2 separate regions of the Homo sapiens genome follow, and region 1 is linked to region 2. Evidence: read pairs that join two places in POLR2A ChIA-PET (ENCODE). Cell type or tissue: B cell. All regions are shown on one strand. Each heading gives the region's core, and the rest is flanking DNA. Links, peaks and the distances in the headings are about the cores only.

The links. ChIA-PET counts read pairs that join two places held together with the same protein. Peaks named below come from ENCODE experiments on the same cell type or tissue, not always from the same donor. Only the 100,000 strongest peaks of a DNase experiment are listed, where the experiment ranks them.
Region 1: POLR2A ChIA-PET joins it to region 2 with 7 read pairs; 2 of 35 experiments call an interaction of 5 or more read pairs at or near these places.

Annotation. Positions count from the first base shown.
Region 1 is chr10:27,220,441-27,228,824 of GRCh38, reverse strand. ACBD5 (acyl-CoA binding domain containing 5) reads left to right here. Exons shown (of 13, transcript NM_145698.5): 5 at 5,373-5,487. Among named protein-coding and RNA genes, the nearest start is that of ACBD5, 16 kb to the left of the region's middle. In B cell, for the core only: CTCF peaks have their summits at 4,571 and 4,770; a DNase peak (open chromatin) is centred at 4,724; H3K27ac peaks cover 406 bases.
Region 2 is chr10:26,796,283-26,804,666 of GRCh38, reverse strand. All of the region lies in intron 2 of ABI1 (abl interactor 1), which reads left to right. Among named protein-coding and RNA genes, the nearest start is that of ABI1, 60 kb to the left of the region's middle. In B cell, for the core only: no CTCF peak of the experiment used is centred there; a DNase peak (open chromatin) is centred at 5,166; H3K4me3 peaks cover 812 bases; H3K27ac peaks cover 7,243 bases.

The DNA of each region.
Region 1 (8,384 bases), core at 325-8,324, 420 kb before region 2:
AAAAAAAAATATATATATATATATATATATATAAACATAATAGGATTATGTTTTATAGAAAATTGCTTTTCATAATTGATAGTGTCCCATAAAATGTCACTGAAAAACTTAATGGAATAAAACATTATTTTAATATAATGTAATAGGATTTTAGCTTTGAGGGAAAGTAATGTGGTTTGAGGAGTGGGAGAAATGCATGTTTCATTCAATAAGGTTTATTTATAGAAGTATAAAATTCTTTTTTTTTTGAGACGGAGTCTCGCACTGTCGCCTGGGCTAGAGTGTAACGGCGCCATCTTGGCTCACTGCAACGTCCGCCTCCTCGGTTCACACCATTCTCCTGCCTCAGCCTCCCGAGTAGCTGGGATTACAGGCGCAAACCACCACATCTGGCTAATTTTTTGTATTTTTAGTAGAGACGGGGTTTCAAACTATGTTGGCCAGACTGATCTCAAACTCCTGACCTCGTGATCTTCCCACTTCGGCCTCCCAAAGTGCTGGGATTATAGGCATGAGCCACCACGCCCGGCCAAAATTCTATTTTTTTTTTTTTGTACAAATTTAGGCTCTCTTCTGGGGATTTCCAGAATATTCAGCTAACATTTGAATAATGTGCCTTATGTCTGTTGAATTTAAAAAGAGATGGGTGTACTAAACCCTGGCTACACATTAAAATCACTAGGGGATCTTGTGAAAAAATAGAAATGCCCCAGGATGACCCCAGACTAATTATTTCAGGATTTCTAAGAGATTGGGATAATCACTGTAATAGAGGGAGGATTAGAGGATGGTCTCATTAAAGATGGAATCTCGGCCGGGCGCGGTGGCTCATGCCTGTAATCCCAGCACTTTGGGAGGCTGAGACAGGCGGATCACCTGAGGTAAGGAGTTGGAGACCAGCCTGGACAACATGGTGAAACTCCATCTCTACTAAAATACAAAAATTTAGCTGGGCGTGGTGGCGGGCGCTTGTAATCTCAGCTACTAGAGGGGCTGAGACAGAAGAATCACTTGAATTAAGGAGGCGGAGGTTGCAGGGAGTCGAGATCACACCATTGCACTCCAGCCTGAGCAACAGAGCGAGACTCTGTCTCAGAAAATAAATAAATAAATAAATAAAGATGGAACCTGAAAGTTGCCATGGCAGAGGGTCTAGTCCATAGCTCAACAACTCTAGAACACCAACTGTCTCTGAGTACTGAGGGTTGGCTTTTGTTTTAAGGTTTCACTCATAGTAAACATCTTTTGCAGATTGAGGGAAAAAACAAATGCCAGTTTCTTAAAGTGAGTGATAGGCTTCTAGTGATCAGCATACTCAGAAGTGATATCTAGGTCACTCTTCAAAAGGTTAGAAGTGCTTGGGAGACTGAGTTAGTGATTCCATTGAACAGAGAGTAGAGCATTAGGATTTGGATGGCTTTAAGAGATGTGGTAATTTTGGACCAAAAAAGCCTGAGGAATTTAGTCTTCGCTTTCTTAAGAGTATATCTACACCTTTCCAGTATATTTTCATCATGTAGAAATGATGTCTCTCACTGAGGAAAAGTGCTGGACAGACCTAGAAAAATTATGGGGCTTTGGATGCCTCTTTTCTGGTGTCCATGCAGCTTACCAGATATTTCTGTCAAAACATTCTTCATTTGGTTGGGTTATAATATATTAAATTAGCTTAGTTAACTTATAACTTTAGACCAGGGGTGGCCAATCTTTTGGCTTCCCTGAGCCACACTGGAAGAAGAATTATTTTAGGCCACACATAAAATACACTGATACTAACAATAGTTGGTGAACTAAAAAAAAAAAAAAAAAAAAAAATCGCAAAAAAAATCAGAATGTTTTAAGAAAGTTTACGAATTTGGGCCAGGCGCAGTGGCTCACACTAGTAATCCCAGCTAGTAATCCCAGCACTTTGGGAGGCCGAGGTGGGTGGATCTCTTGAGGTCAGGAGTTCCACACCAGCCTGGGTAACATGGTGAAACCCCGTCTCTACTAAAAATACAAAAAAGTTAGCTGATCATGGTGGTGCATGCCTATAGTCTCAGCTACTCGGGCAGCTGATGTAGGAGAATTGCTTGAACCCCAGAGGCAGAGGCTGCAGTGAGCCAAGATCATGCCACTGCACTCCAGCCTGTGCGACAGAGTGAGACGCTGTCGCAAAAAAATTAACAAAAAAAATTAAAAAAAAAAAAGAAAGTTTACGAATTTGTGTTGGGTATTTAAAGCCGTCTTGGGCCACATGCTGCCCGAGGACTGCAGATTGGACAAGCTTGGTTTAGATAACATCTTCTCTGAGGGTAGGTAGTAGTTACCTAGACTGAGATTTGCCTGTGTCTGCTTGTGTGTGTGTGTGTGTGTGTGTGTGTGTGTGTGTGTGTAGTCTGTATCTCATGTGTGTACATGTGCACCATTTCTTGTATTTCAATATTGGTGTCAGGGAGATAATTTTGCAAATGGCTGGGGATCATTCTTGGTTTGTGTATGTTTAAAGTTGCTTCCTCAGAGAATAACCTCTTCAAAAGGGTGGAGGAAAGGGCTGAAAAACTTCCTATTGGGTACTGTGTTTACTGTATGGGTGACTGGATCAATAGAAGCCCAAACTTCAGCATCACACAGTATACCCTTGTAACAAACCTGCACATGTACCCTCTGAATCTAAAAGAAAAAGAAAAAACAAAGAGAGTAACTTCATCAATTTTGGATGTGTCTTGTTTTGGCTACTGTGTCTTCACTATATTAACTACTGAAATTCTGGTTTGTTGAGAGAATGAATACTCAGTTAATATTTGCTTACTGCCAATGGATACTCCTTTTATTTCGTTCTGAGACTTCAGTCCACAGTTTACTCTTTTACCCTATGGGGCATGAGAAACCCAAATGCCGAATTTAGTAGCCTTAAAAATAAGGACAAAGTTAAGAAAGAGATCTTTTAATAAGCCTTGAGAAGTAGAGGTGTTGCTTGGTGGTCAGGATGTGGTATGCAATTGGCTTACTAGATTCTGCTAACTGAAGTCTTTATATTACGGCAGTGTGGGATAGTGTAAAGGGTGCTGATTTATGTTTGAATTATTTCTCTGCCATTTATTAGTTGTGACTTGGTCACATTAAACATTTCTCTTGGTTTGAATCTGATTTATCTCAGAATTATTATTATAATTCAAATATATTACAACTCAGATATTTATAATAAATAATAAAACATTCCTCCACATGGCCCTAGCCTCATAACAAATGTTTCCTTTAGCAAAAAGAAATTTTGTGATTAAAGCATTCCTTTCACAGTACATTCAGAGGAGCAGCAATCAGATAATTTACTACAAGCTGTAAAATTAAATTATAATCACTAGAACCAGTTATTGTTAACATAGTTCATTCTGTGTAATCTCTCTCAACAACCTCCTCCTACACATATAACACAGTGGGGAATGGTGTTGATGAGCATGTAATCCTATCAGAGTTGCTGACTACCATAGACCACCAATGATCCATCTTGTATTTGGTTTAGGAATAAAAGCATGTTGTTTGAACAAGAATTTTAGGGTTTTGGCCAGGCGCAGTGGCTAACACCTATAACCCCAGCACTTTGGGAGGCCGAGGTGGGCAAATCACTTATGAAGGTGTCTGAAATTGCTTGAAGGTGAGAACTGCTCAAACCAGGAAGGTGGAAGTTGCAGTGAGCCGAGATCGTGCCGCTGCACTACAGCCTGGGTGATGATGGAGCGAGACGCTGTCTCCAAAAAAAAAAAAAAAGAAAGAGAGCGAGAGAGAGGGAGCCAGTTCTGGTATCTTTTTTTTTGGAAACAGAGTATCACTTTGTTGCCCAGGCTGGAATGCAGTGGTGTGATGTTGGCTCACTGCAACCTCCGCCTCCTGGGTTCAAGCAATTCTCTCGCCTCAGCCTCCCAAGTAGCTGGGATCACAGGTGCATGCCACCAAGCCCGGCTAATATTTGTATTTTTAGTAGAGATGGGGTTTCACCATGTTGGACAGGCTGGTCTCAAACTCCTGACCTCAGGTGATCCTCCTGCCTCAGCCTCCCAAAGTGCTGGGATTACAGGCGTGAGCCACCACGCCCGGCCCCTGTTATCATATTAAACATCCTGTGATTGGCACACACAGAGCTGACTTTATTCTTTTTAATATATGCAAAATATTTCAAATCTAGAAATACTTTAATTTCTTTGATCAGTCACCAATTGATGGCTGTTTAGTTAAATACCTTTTCAGTTAATTTACCTTGTTCTTTAAATTTGGTGATTCTAAATTGGCCCATATTTATGAAGGTGTCTGAAAGTGATTACAATTTCCTACTTTACTTTTGTGCCCTGTTAGAAATACTACGCTACCTTATTGTTAAAGAACAGACATCATAATTTTACTCTAACTTCAGTTTTCTATTTCGTTTAATGAAAGCCCCTAGTTTTTTTGTTTGTTTCCTTTATTTTTTTGGAGACAAGATCTCGCTCTGTTGCCTAGGCTGGAGTGCAGTGTGGTGTGATCATGGCTCACTGCAGCCTCAATTTCCTGGGCTCAAGAGATCCTTCCACCTCAGCCTCCCGAGTAGCTGGGACTACAGGCGTGCACCGCCATGTCTGGATAATTAGACAATTTTTTTTTTTTTTTTTGTAGAAATGGGCCCTTACTATGTTGCCCAGGCAAGTCTCGAACTCCTGGGCTCAAGCCATCCTCCTCCTGCTTTGGCCTGCCAAAGTGCTGGGATTACAGGTGTGAGCCATTGCACTGCGCCCCCTAGCTGTAATACACAATTTATAAGTTATTGTATAAAATTTTACATGAAGCTCATGTAAAATAATCTTCAAAATGAGAACACTTTTAGATCTTTAATATACTTGAAGCTTTTCTAGGAGTGTATATACTTTTTTTAAAGGATTCCTTTTATTTTATTTTTTAATTTTTGGAGATGGCATCTCACTCTGTCACCAAGCCTGGAGTGCAGTGGTGCCATAATGGCTCACTGTAGCCTCGACCTCCCAGGCTCATGTAATCCTCCCACCTCAGCCTCTGGAGTAGCTGGGACCACAGACACACACCACCGTGCCTGGTTAATGTTTTTTAAAAAATTTTTAAGAGACAGGGTCTCACTGTGTTGCCAAGGCTGGTCTCAAACTTCTGGGCTCAAGCCATCCTCCTGCCTTGGCCTCCCAAAGTGCTGGGATTACAGGCATGAGCCACCACTTAGCCCGGCCACAGTGTGTATACATTAAGTATGTAATTAATGTAGATCCTTCAGAGAGTCTATTATGAATGTCAAATATTAAAATTATTGACAAATTGGAAATAGGAGATTATTTGATATTAGTGGAGATCAAATTAAGAGTTTGTGATTTCACAATATTTGTTTCTTTTGATTACAGATTATTGAAACTATGCCAATGACTGAGAAAGTTGAAGAATTGCTGCGTGTCATAGGTCCATTTTATGAAATTGTCGAGGACAAAAAGAGTGGCAGGAGTTCTGATATAACCTCAGGTTGGACTATTTTACCTATTTTTAAATTCATCAACTGATATATTATGCACATATTAATATTTGTATCTCTGATTTTTTTTCTTACTTTCACGCGCCAGTCCGACTGGAGAAAATCTCTAAATGTTTAGAAGGTAGGAATCATGAAATCATGTAAAAGTTTTGTTTAAAATTTACATGTCAAAAGAATTCTGCACAAACTTACAGAACTTACAATCTTGTCACCCAGGAGTTTTCATTCCAGGCAAACACATTATATGAAGTTCCAAAACATTATAAACCCTTAAAATTTTAACCCTTAAGTGGTAAGCTATTAAAATACACCAGGTAGTTTACTTAGTATATTCGAAATTATAGCAGAATTCATGGTTTTATTTTGATAGGTCATGTTTTCTATTTTGCTTTGAGAATTACGTTAATAGTACTTTGAATTCAATGATTTACTAGCTAATTTTAAAATGGATATGTTGGCCAGGTGTGGTGGCTCATGCCTGTAATCCCAGCACTTTGGGAAGCGAAAGCGGGCAGATCACCTTGAGGTCAGGAGTTCAAGACCAGACTTGCCAACTTGGTGAAACCCCGTCTCTACAAAAAACACAAAAATTAGCCAGGCATGGTGGCACACGCCTGTGATCCCAGCTACTTGGGAGGCTGAGGCACAAGAATCACTTGAACCCAGGAGGCAAAGTTTGCAGTGAGACGAGATCACTCTGCTGCACTCCGGCCTGAGCAACAGAGTGAGATGCTGTCTCAAAAAAAGAAAAAAACAAACAAAAAAAGAAATTAAAAATAGATGTGTTTAGGGTGTGGTTTAACTATAGCATATAAGCTAATGCAAGACAGTTAATTCATTTAGCTTGTTTTCTTTTTTCTTTATTTTGGTTCAAGCATCTCTGCATGGATTACAACTTCTATTTTTTTTTTTTTTTTAGAATTTTGTCTTCATGTACACAAAGGATTGAAAGGGTTGTGTTTTGCATACTTGTAGGAGTTGAATAAAATGGGAGATTTGTTGGTATTAACTAAACATTTGATCTTGAATTTTTTTTAGAAAGCAGAGTGAAATGAGACCACAAGAGTCAATTTAAGAGAAAATTATATACCCTTTAAATAAAAATCGCCTGGCATCCCCTTTTTTTCCCTTGACATCCCTATTTATAAGACATCTTTTAATAATTGACAATAATGGCAGCATTTCAGAATAGTAATCTTCCTGTGCTGAAATCGGTCCTTGTCACGGTCATAAACCACGTGCAAGTAGTACTGACTGCTTACTGGGCATAACTCTACCACATCATTCTACATCTGATTTGCTTACAGAAGTCAAATATTAACAAGTAGTCCTTCTTATAAGGCATGCTTATTCAATTCAGAGAAAAAACTAAATGTTTTCTTCTTTTCTTTTTTTTTTTTTTTTTTTTTTGAGATGGAGTCTTCCTCTGTCACACTGACTGGAGTGCAGTGGTCCCATCTTGACTCACTGCAACCTCCAACTCCTGGGTTCAAGCAATTCTCCTGACTTAGCCTCCCAGGTAGCTGGGATTACAAGTGTACACTTGTATTCTTGTATGGCTAATTTTTGTATTTTTAGTAGAGCCAGGGTTTTGCCATGTGGGCCAGGCTGATCTCGAACTCCTGACCTCAGGTAATCCTCCCAACTCAGCTTCCCAAAGCACTGGAATTAAAGGCATGAGCAATTGTACCCTGCCAGAAAAAAAAAATTAAATGTTTTATGTATGTCAGGCATGTTGGGATGCAGAGGGAAATAAATCTGGATCTGCTGCTGTGGTGTCCAGCCACTGGCCAGAGGCAGATATTTAAACAGCTAATTATAAAACAAAGAAGAGTAAATAATAGTAATAAAGGTGCAGGCTCACAGCTACCTAGCTATAACTTACAATTTTAAAAATCTTTGAAGACCAGAAGTTTTTTGGTAAACTCATTTGGCAGCAAAACCTGTCTGATATGAACTAAAAATCTGGGGAGTAAAACCTGACCTGAAGTAAAACGAGGGTATTTTGAGTCTCTTTCCTCTTTAATGTAACTATTTATATGTTTTGCTGCAAAAATCACATTCTCTTTTTAGTGAGAGCTGCCTTAGACTCTATTGGATGTGTTACATAATATACCAAATGGCATATGTACCATATAACCTTTGCAAAATTAGAAAACTTGAGATTTCAAAATGTATCTGGATCCAAGGGTTGTAAGTAAGGGATTGTGGACCTGCACCATAATTTTTTTAACCTGAGCCATTCTGGTGGACATTTAGGTTATTTACTCCTTTGATCTTCAGAAAATACTGCTGAGAATAACCACGTACATTTGTCATTTCACATATGTGAAAGCATATCTGTAAGAAATATTAGAAATGGAGTTAGAAATGTTTGATGTTTGTAATTTTGTAAGATATTACCAAATTGCAAAACAGTTTGCAGTCTTGCCTTTTTTTTTCTAAACAAAGCATTTCCTTAAAAGTAGCCATTTAGGTCCAATAGAACAGATGTATCAGTTTTACATTGCCATTTTCAGAATATACATATACAGTAAGTTTTGAAATCAGGAATGATGAGTCCTCCAATTTTGTTATTTTTCAAGATTGTTTTGGCTAATCTTGATCCCTCACATTTTCATATGAATTTTAGAATCTGCATGTCAATTTTTGCAGAAATGCCAGCTTGGATTTTGATACAGATTGCAGTGAATTTGCAGATCATTTTGGGGAGTATTGTTACCTCAAAAATATTGTCTTTCAATCCATGTTCTCAAAACAGTGTCCAGTAACCAACAGCATTGGTAACAAATGTGATCTTTATAGAAATTTGGAATCTTAGATCACCCTAGACATACTAATTCAGAATCTGCATCTTAAATAGCTCTCAGAAGATTTGTATGCACAT
Region 2 (8,384 bases), core at 179-8,178:
AATTGCTTATAAAGCATTTACCTTTACATAGTGTTGGCATTATTAGTCATCATATCTGTCATCCCTTTTTTCTCTTATATTCAATCTCTCTTGTGTTCCCACTTCGAATAAACATTTAACATGTGTATGTCTTCCCATCTTAAGTTTTCCTAACCATGCCTTTTGATATATTGCCTTTCTCTGTTGTCAGTTTACAACCAAGTTCTTGAATCTGCTGTTTCCTGGCAGCTTCTTCCTTCAAACATATGTATGCCTCAATCCATTGTGATTTTTTTTTTTTTTTTTAAATAGAGCCTTGCTCTGTCACCCAGGCTGGAGTGCAGTGGTGCGATCTAAGCTCACTGCAACCTCTGTCTCCCGGGTTCAAGAGATTCTTGTGCCTCAGCCTCCCAAGTAGCTGGGACTACAGACATGCACCACGACGACTGGCTAATTTTTGTAGTTTTAGTAAAGACAGGGTTTTGCCATGTTGGCCAAGCTGGTCTCAAAGTCCTGACCCCAGGTGATCTGCTTGCCTCAGCCTCCCAAAGTGCTGGGATTACAGACATGAGCCACCACACCCAGCCGATCTATTGTATTTGACTTTGTTTCCTTCCACTCCCTGGACATTGCTTTTGCAGAGTCATCAATTATATTTGTTCTTAATATAATAGAATTTTTTTTTTTTATTTCATCCTTTGTACTACATAGCAGAATTTTTTTTTACTTCATCCTTTGTACTACATACCAGGTTTGTAATTATGTTTATTTGTATGCGTACTTATTTAATGGCTATTCTTTCTTTTGAGGTTAAGTTTAATGATGACAGGAACCTTATCTGTTTTGTATATCACTGTATCCCTAGTATCTTCAATAGGGCCTGGCAAGGAGTTGATCCTCAAGTCTCTTAAATTTTCAGTGTGTCACTTTAGAAAATCTGTAGTTCTTTGCAAATAGGGCACGATGTCAATTTTATTTTTAGAAAGATTCTCCATTTTGAAGCAGAATGGATACACTCTAGTGTAAAATTTCAATTATCAATTATTTGGTTCAGAATGTTAAACAGATGACTTAATGTGATCACTAAACATTTTTGCCTGCCTGTTTCCTGAAAAAGTCAAAATTTGGGAAATTGAAAAGGATAACGTAGATTAGAATTTGTGTAATAATTTAGTATTACTGGTGTTTGCATTGTTCTCTACATTTCCACTCTGCCTTGCAATTCTTGTGAAATGACCAGGCAAGAGCTATTTAACCAAGAAATAGGAGAGCAAATGGACTTCAGCCATTAAAAAATCCCTGTACCTGTTACTTTTATTAAAAACCCACACCCATTTCTGTCAGATGAGGTCATGTCAATTCTTAAACTTTGCCTTTAGCCTAAAGGTAAAGGGAAGGGAAGCATGGTATAAAAGATTGATCTTATTTCCCCTTGCTGCTCTAGTTTTCTTCTTTTCCCTTTTTTTCCCTCATATTCTGTGCTTCAAACATCCTAATTTATTTACTCTTCTGGAAGTGTATGTTTGTAGTGCTAGTCCCTTTGCCTGGAATGTCTGTCTCCCCTATTTCTTCTGCCTAACTCTTGCTCATTGTTTAGGCTTCGTCTTAATTGTCTCTGCCTAATGGAAACCTTTTCCTTGCTCCCAGAACACTAGGTTTGATTTTTCCTAGTACTTCTATATATACTCCTGCATGACAGATAGCTTCTGTTTGATCTTCCTGATCTATGCTTTCCTTTTTCTCTCCTGTTCTGTGCCCGGTAGGCTTACTTGTATGGATTTTGTCAATCAGTATCTGTGACTTGGATCACAGTTCAGCTAGTGTAGAAAACAGGTAGATTGGAAGCAGTGAGAAAGGCCAATTCAGAATATTTATTTCCCTGGTTTCTTCGCTGTGAGGTTACCTTGGGTTGGCAGTGTCCGGACACAGGTACTGCCTCCTCCAGGTGGTCTTCTCTGTGTGACTTTCTGTTCCACATTGTTGTAATCTCTCCCACCCCTTGCCATTTGGATTTAGAAGTACTGCTCCTGCTGTTAGCGCTACTTCCTATATTTACCATGTTTTCCCCTTTCCCCTCATCACTCCATTGTGTTTACTTCCTTTGTATGTAAATGCTCTGTGAATGATTGTCATTGATTTATTGTATTAGTTTTTGATTGGAAGTCTAGCTAGTATATCCCCAACATGTATTATTTGTGATACTGCCTTCTCTCTCTCAAACAATTGCCTGTTTTTGCCTTTGCCCTCATTTTAGGTAAACAGGAGCCTCAGTCGGTGAAATTCTAAAGCACTCTACCCACTTTAGATAGGACAGTGCTGTTTTAGTTTATATTATATATTGAGAGTCTCTGTAAGACTTGATTTGAAATTAGGGTTGAATAATAAAAAAGGTTTGAAAATTAGTGACTACAAGGGAAAAAATCCTAAATTACTTTTAATGGCATTTAAAGGTTCTTTAAAGGTCTGGCATCTGGCGCCTGCCTTAATTTTTTGCCTTGTCCTAACTCTTCTTAGACTTTTAACTTCCAGGGATAACAAATGTTCTCTCCCATGTTAGTGTCTTGACATATGTTATTACAGACATGCATCACCTAGCTAATGCCCACTCTTCGTTTAGTTCTTATTAACCTAACTTTTTTAAAAGGGTGGTTTTCCCCTGTTTCTCCTTTCTGACCTGTTTCCTGTCAGCAAACATGCTATTAGGAGTCTCTGTTAACTATTTTTGTGGCATCCTATACTTTCCCTTCATAGCATTTATTATTTGAATTATATAGCTATTTGTCTGATTGTTCGGTATGTGCCTTCCATAGGAGGTCTATTATGGTCATTGCTCTATTCCCATTGTCTAGCATGCATGCATGCATTTATCCAACAAATAACAGGGAAGGATGTTAGAGTGGAAGGATAATCACATCATCTCTTTGGAGGAGTATGATGCAGAATTTAGGGCCATTAGAATTCTTTACTTCAGTTAATGAAAAATCAGTGTATCTTTTTAGAGAAATTTTATTGGATTGCAAGTTACAGGCATAGGACAAAAGAGCTTTTTATTTTGAACAGTTTGAGAATAACTTGCTGGTATGATGCTCTCATTGCCCCTAAATACTGTAGTGTGTATTTTCTTTTTTCCTTTTTTTTTTTGAGACAAGTTCTGGTCCTATCGCCTAGGCTGGACTGCAGTGGCGTGATCTTGGCTCACCGCAACCTCTGCGTCCCGGGCTCAAGTCATCCTGCCACCTCAGCCTCCTAAGTAGTTGGGACTGCAGGTGCATACCACCACGCCTGGCTAATTTTTGTATTTTTTGTAGAGACAGGGTTTTGCCATATTGCCCAGGCTGGTCTCAAACTTGTGAGCTCAAGTGATCCGCCTGCCTTGGCCTCCAAAGTGCTGGGATTATAGGTATGAGCCACCGTGCCCGGCCACGATGGTGTGTATTTTCTAGAAACAAATACATTTTACTGCATCACCGTATTACGCTCATCAAAGTCGGGTGATTACCACTGATACATTGCTACCATCTAATCAACAAATTCCATTCAAGTATGCCAGTTGTTCCAGTAGTTTCATAGGAAAGGATCCAGTTCAGAAACATTAAATGTCATGTCTCCTTCATCTTCCTCAGTCTGGCACAGTTCCTCAGTCTTCTCTTGACCTCATCTGACCTTGATCCTTTGTTTTTTGAGATGGAGTTTTGCTCTTGTTGCCCAGGCTGGAGTGCAATGGCACAATCTCGGCTCACCGCAGCCTCTGCCTCCTGGGTTCAAGTGATTCTCCCGCCTCAGCCTCCCCAGTAGCTGGGATTGCAGGCGTGTGCCACCATGTCTGGCTAATTTTGTATTTTTAGTAGAGATGGGGTTTCTCCATGTTGGTAAGGCTGGTCTCGAACTCCCGACCTCCCAAAGTGCTGGGATGACAGGCGTCAGCCACTGTGCCTGGCCCCTTGATTTTTTCTTTTTGAGGCAAGGTCCTGGTCTGTCACCCAGGCAGCAGTGTAATGGTCCTGTCATGGCTCGTTGCATCCTCCACCTCCTGGGCTCAAATGATCCTCCTGCCTTATTTTTTTGTTTTATTTTATAGAGATGAGTTCTCACTATGTTTCCCAGGCTGGTCTCAAACTGGAGGGTTCAACCATCCTCCCACCTTGGCCTACCAAAGTACTGGAATTATAGGTGTGAGCCACCGTGCGCGGCTGACCTTGATACTTTGGAAAATTTATAGCCAGTTGTTTTGTAGAATGTGTCTCCGTATGGGTATGTGTAATGCTTCCTTGTGATTAGATTCAGGAGTTTTGTTTTTGTTTTTGAGACACAGTCTCACTCTTTCCCCCAGGCTGGAGTGCAGTGGCGCGATCTTGGCCCACTGCAACCTCTGCCTCCAGGGTTCAAGCGATTCTCCTGCCTCAGCCTCTTGAGTAGCTGTGACTGTAGGCACACGCCACCATGCCCGGCTAATTTTTTGTATTTTTAGTAGAGACGGGGTTTCACCATGTTGGCCAGGCTGGTCTTGAACTCCTGACCTCAGGTGATACACCTAGGTTGGCCTCCCAAAGTGTTGGGATTACAGGCTTGAGCCACTGCGCCCGGCCCGATTCAGGTGATATATTAAGGATGACTTTTTGAAGGCAGTAGTTTCCTATTTAAAAGCTGCTCCCACTGTCTTAATTTTTTTTTTTTTTTTTTTTTACGTTTTTGTGGTTTATATTGTAAAATTGTTTTCCAAGTGTTTTTAGTTTTGTGTCTTTAGAATCTGTGATAATATGGAAATCTAGAGGAAGCCTGTAGAGAACTTGGCATGCCCATCAAGATGTGATGTCCCTAAAAATATTTTGAAAGAGAGCAGCAAAATGTACTGTCAGAGGAATTTTTTTCAATTAATTGGGAATAATTGATTTTGCTATAATTTGTCATTAAGATCATTTCTAATTGAAAAATTCTTTGGGTTTTGAATTGCAAATGGTACTTGAACTTCTAACGCATAAATAAGTATATTTAATTATGGCAGAACTTATTTCTAAAATAGCCTTCTTGGTTAAAACAAATTGTACACATTTCATCTCTCAGTTTTAGCTCTGAAATGATTTGAAAATCCAAACGAAGGCAGTCAGAATCACTGTTCTAAGCCTATTTTTAGATTTTTTCCCCTTCAGTTGGTTTCCTTTCTAGCCACCTGCAGTTTTATGTGCAGTTGCACGTGCTCATTTTTTCTAATTTCCCCCCTCCCCCGAAGCTTGGCAAGCAGCTTCTTTATTGCTTTTGGTTTGTTCTTTTTGAAGAGCACAGTGTAAATTATAAAGCCTTCATTGAGTATTTAAATGTATTTTAAAATATTTTTGAGAAAATGCAGCATAATTATGGAATACAGGACACTCTGCCTCTAAGAATCTTTTCTGATTATAGTTCTCGATATTATATTAATATACTATATATTAATATGCAGAATATATCTTTTTTATTCTTGCAGTTTTTTTCTGTTTTTAAAGATTTGTCTGGATGACAGAGCTTTGGGAGATGGAACTGGAAAAAAGCTAAAAAAATTGCCTCTTCTAAGAAATCATATAACTGGATTCACAAAAATACAGTGATACTTATTTTAATAGGAGTACTATTGAATTTACATTTAATGTAGTTAATGATATATTTGAATTCAAATGAAACAACATCATTTTGTGTTTTCTACTTATGTCATCTGTTCTGTCTCTTTTTTCTCCTTTCTTTCTTTTGGATTAACTTCCTTCGGAGATTTGTTACATGTGTACATGCTGACTCCTGCTTGTGGTGAATTTTTTTCCTTATGTGTTTTGTAAATTTGTGTTGTAAGCTTATTTTAAGATCTCATGTGTTGAGATCTCTGTGCCACTTAAGGGATATACCATTGATAAGCTAAGCTGAAGGTATATTCCCTGTTCTGCTAAGTGTTCTAGGATGCCGTCAGTCCAGGACTATTTATACTTTTTGAACCTGAAAACTTCATGGAAATGTGTATACTTTCTAGAACATTCCCCAACCCCACCTCAGTGTGTGCGCCTTAGTTTCCTATAGTTGCTGTAACAAATCACCGCAAATTTAGTGGCTTATAACATATCTTTATTATCTTACAGTTCTGGAGGTCAGAAGTTTGAAATGGGTTTCACTGAGCTAAAATTAATATGTGGATAGGGCTGTGTTCCTTCTAGAAGCACTAGGGGAGCATCTGTTCCCTTGCCTTTTTTCAGCTTCTAGAGGCCACCTGCACTTTTGGCGCATGACCCCTTCATCCATCTTTAAGTCACCAATGGCCAGTTGAGTCTTTTTCGTATGGCATCACTGATCAGTACTGACCCTCTGGCCTCCCTCTTTGGCTTGTAAGGACCCTCGTGATTTCATTTGATTCACCCCCCCCAATACTGGATAGCACCCCGTCTCAAGATTCTTAATCACATCTGCAAAGTCCCTTTTGCTATATCAGTTCTAACTTCCCACCTTCAGCAAGCCCAAAGGGTATTTTAATTTTGTCCCCATGTGGCATAAAAGTACAAGCTCCTTTGCTAGAGGCCAAAAAGCTACTACAGAGTAGCTGCAGCCTTGTTCATGTTTTCTGCTCTGAATTTTTGTCCTCTCTTTTTCCTAGTCTCCCTGGATTTTCTTTACTCTCTTTAGTTTTGGACTGTGAATTTTAAAAAGATGCTTTCATAGCATCTTTAAATCAAGCATTTTTAGGTAGTTTCTAGTGGGAGAGATTTCAGGTTATCTAATGTGCCATATTGCTCTAGTTGGCATTGCTTATATTAGTAAGGTAATAATGACTTTAACAAGACATAAAGTCTGTTACTTTGTTTTCCTATTATCCTTTAATTTAAAATGCTTTTAATGTCAATCAAAACCCCTCAGTGAATCTCATCTTTGAAAAGTCAGTTAATTGTGATTAAAACTCAGTTTCTTCATATGAACATTCCGTTCTACTCTGATATCGACAAGCCATGCTTTTTTTCTTTAATCTGAACAGCATGTCTTGGTTTACAGCTCTGACCCCACTATTCAGCCAGATCAGGTTTTTCCTACCATGCCTTGCCTTCCTTCTTGACTGTCTGCTGAGATTCTCCCTCATTTTTACATTTTCTGTGTTTCTGCTTATCTCATTTGAGCTAAAGGCATATAGATACTCTTCTGTACCAAGCTGTTATCTTTGGACTTCATTTTACAACTCCCTCCCTTCCTCCCTGTGATAATATGTGAATGTGATTAAAAACCAGTCACATACTACCTAAGGGATTACAATGACAAGCGGAATTCAGTGCAATCCCTTCCTATCCCTAGTCGTGCTTTCTAGAGCACTTATAGAGTGCATATTGTATACCAGGCTTTTTACATAAATGAACACCTATGAATTAATTCATTCTTATAACAACCTCATTTTACAGATGAAGAAATTGATACACAAAGAGCTTAGGCAACTTGTTCAGGATAATACATCTATTAAATGGCATCATTTGAACCAGGCAGTCTGGTTTTAGAATCTACTTGTTATCACTATGCTATACTGTCCTTAGTTTTAGACTAAAAATTACTTTCCTTTAGACTTAAAAAATAAATTTTACTGTGTATATTTGAGGTTTACAACATGACGTTATGGCAGGGGTCCCCAACCCCTGAGCTACTGGCCTGTACTAGTCCGTGGCTTGTCAGGAACCGGGCTGCATAGCAGGAGGTGAGCAGAGGGCCAGCGAACATTACTGCCTCCTGTCAGATTAGCTGTGGCATTAGATTCTCACAGGAGCGCAAACCCTATTGTGAACCTTATGTCCAAGGGACCTAAGTTGCATGCTCCTTATGAGAATCTAATGCCTGATGATCTGAGGTAGAACAGTTTAATCCCAAAACCATTCGCCTGTCTCCCCAGTGCGTGGAAAATTGTCTTCCACAAAACCGGTCCCTGGTGCCAAAAAGGGGACTGCTGTGTTATGGAATACATATAGACAGTAAATTAGTTACTATAGTGAAGCAGATAAACACATCTGTCATTTCACATAGTTACTTTTGTTAAGTGATGAGCACCTAAAATCTACTTATTTAATGAAAATCCTTAATACAGTCATGCTTGCTTAATGACAAGGAAATGTTCTGAGAAATGTATTCCTAGGCCATTTTGTTGTGTGAACATCATAGAGTGTACTTACGCAAACCTAGATAGTACAGCCTACTGTATACCTAGGCCCTATGGTACAGCCTGTTGCTCCTAGGCTACAAACCTGTACAGCATGTTACTGTCCTCAGTCCTGTAGGCAATTGGAACACAGTGGTATTTGTGTATCCAAGCATGTCTAAACATAGAAAAGGTACAATAAAAATACAGTATTATAATCTTATGGAACTATTGTTATTATGTGGTGTGATATATATGTGGTCCATTGTTGACCAAAATGTTATGT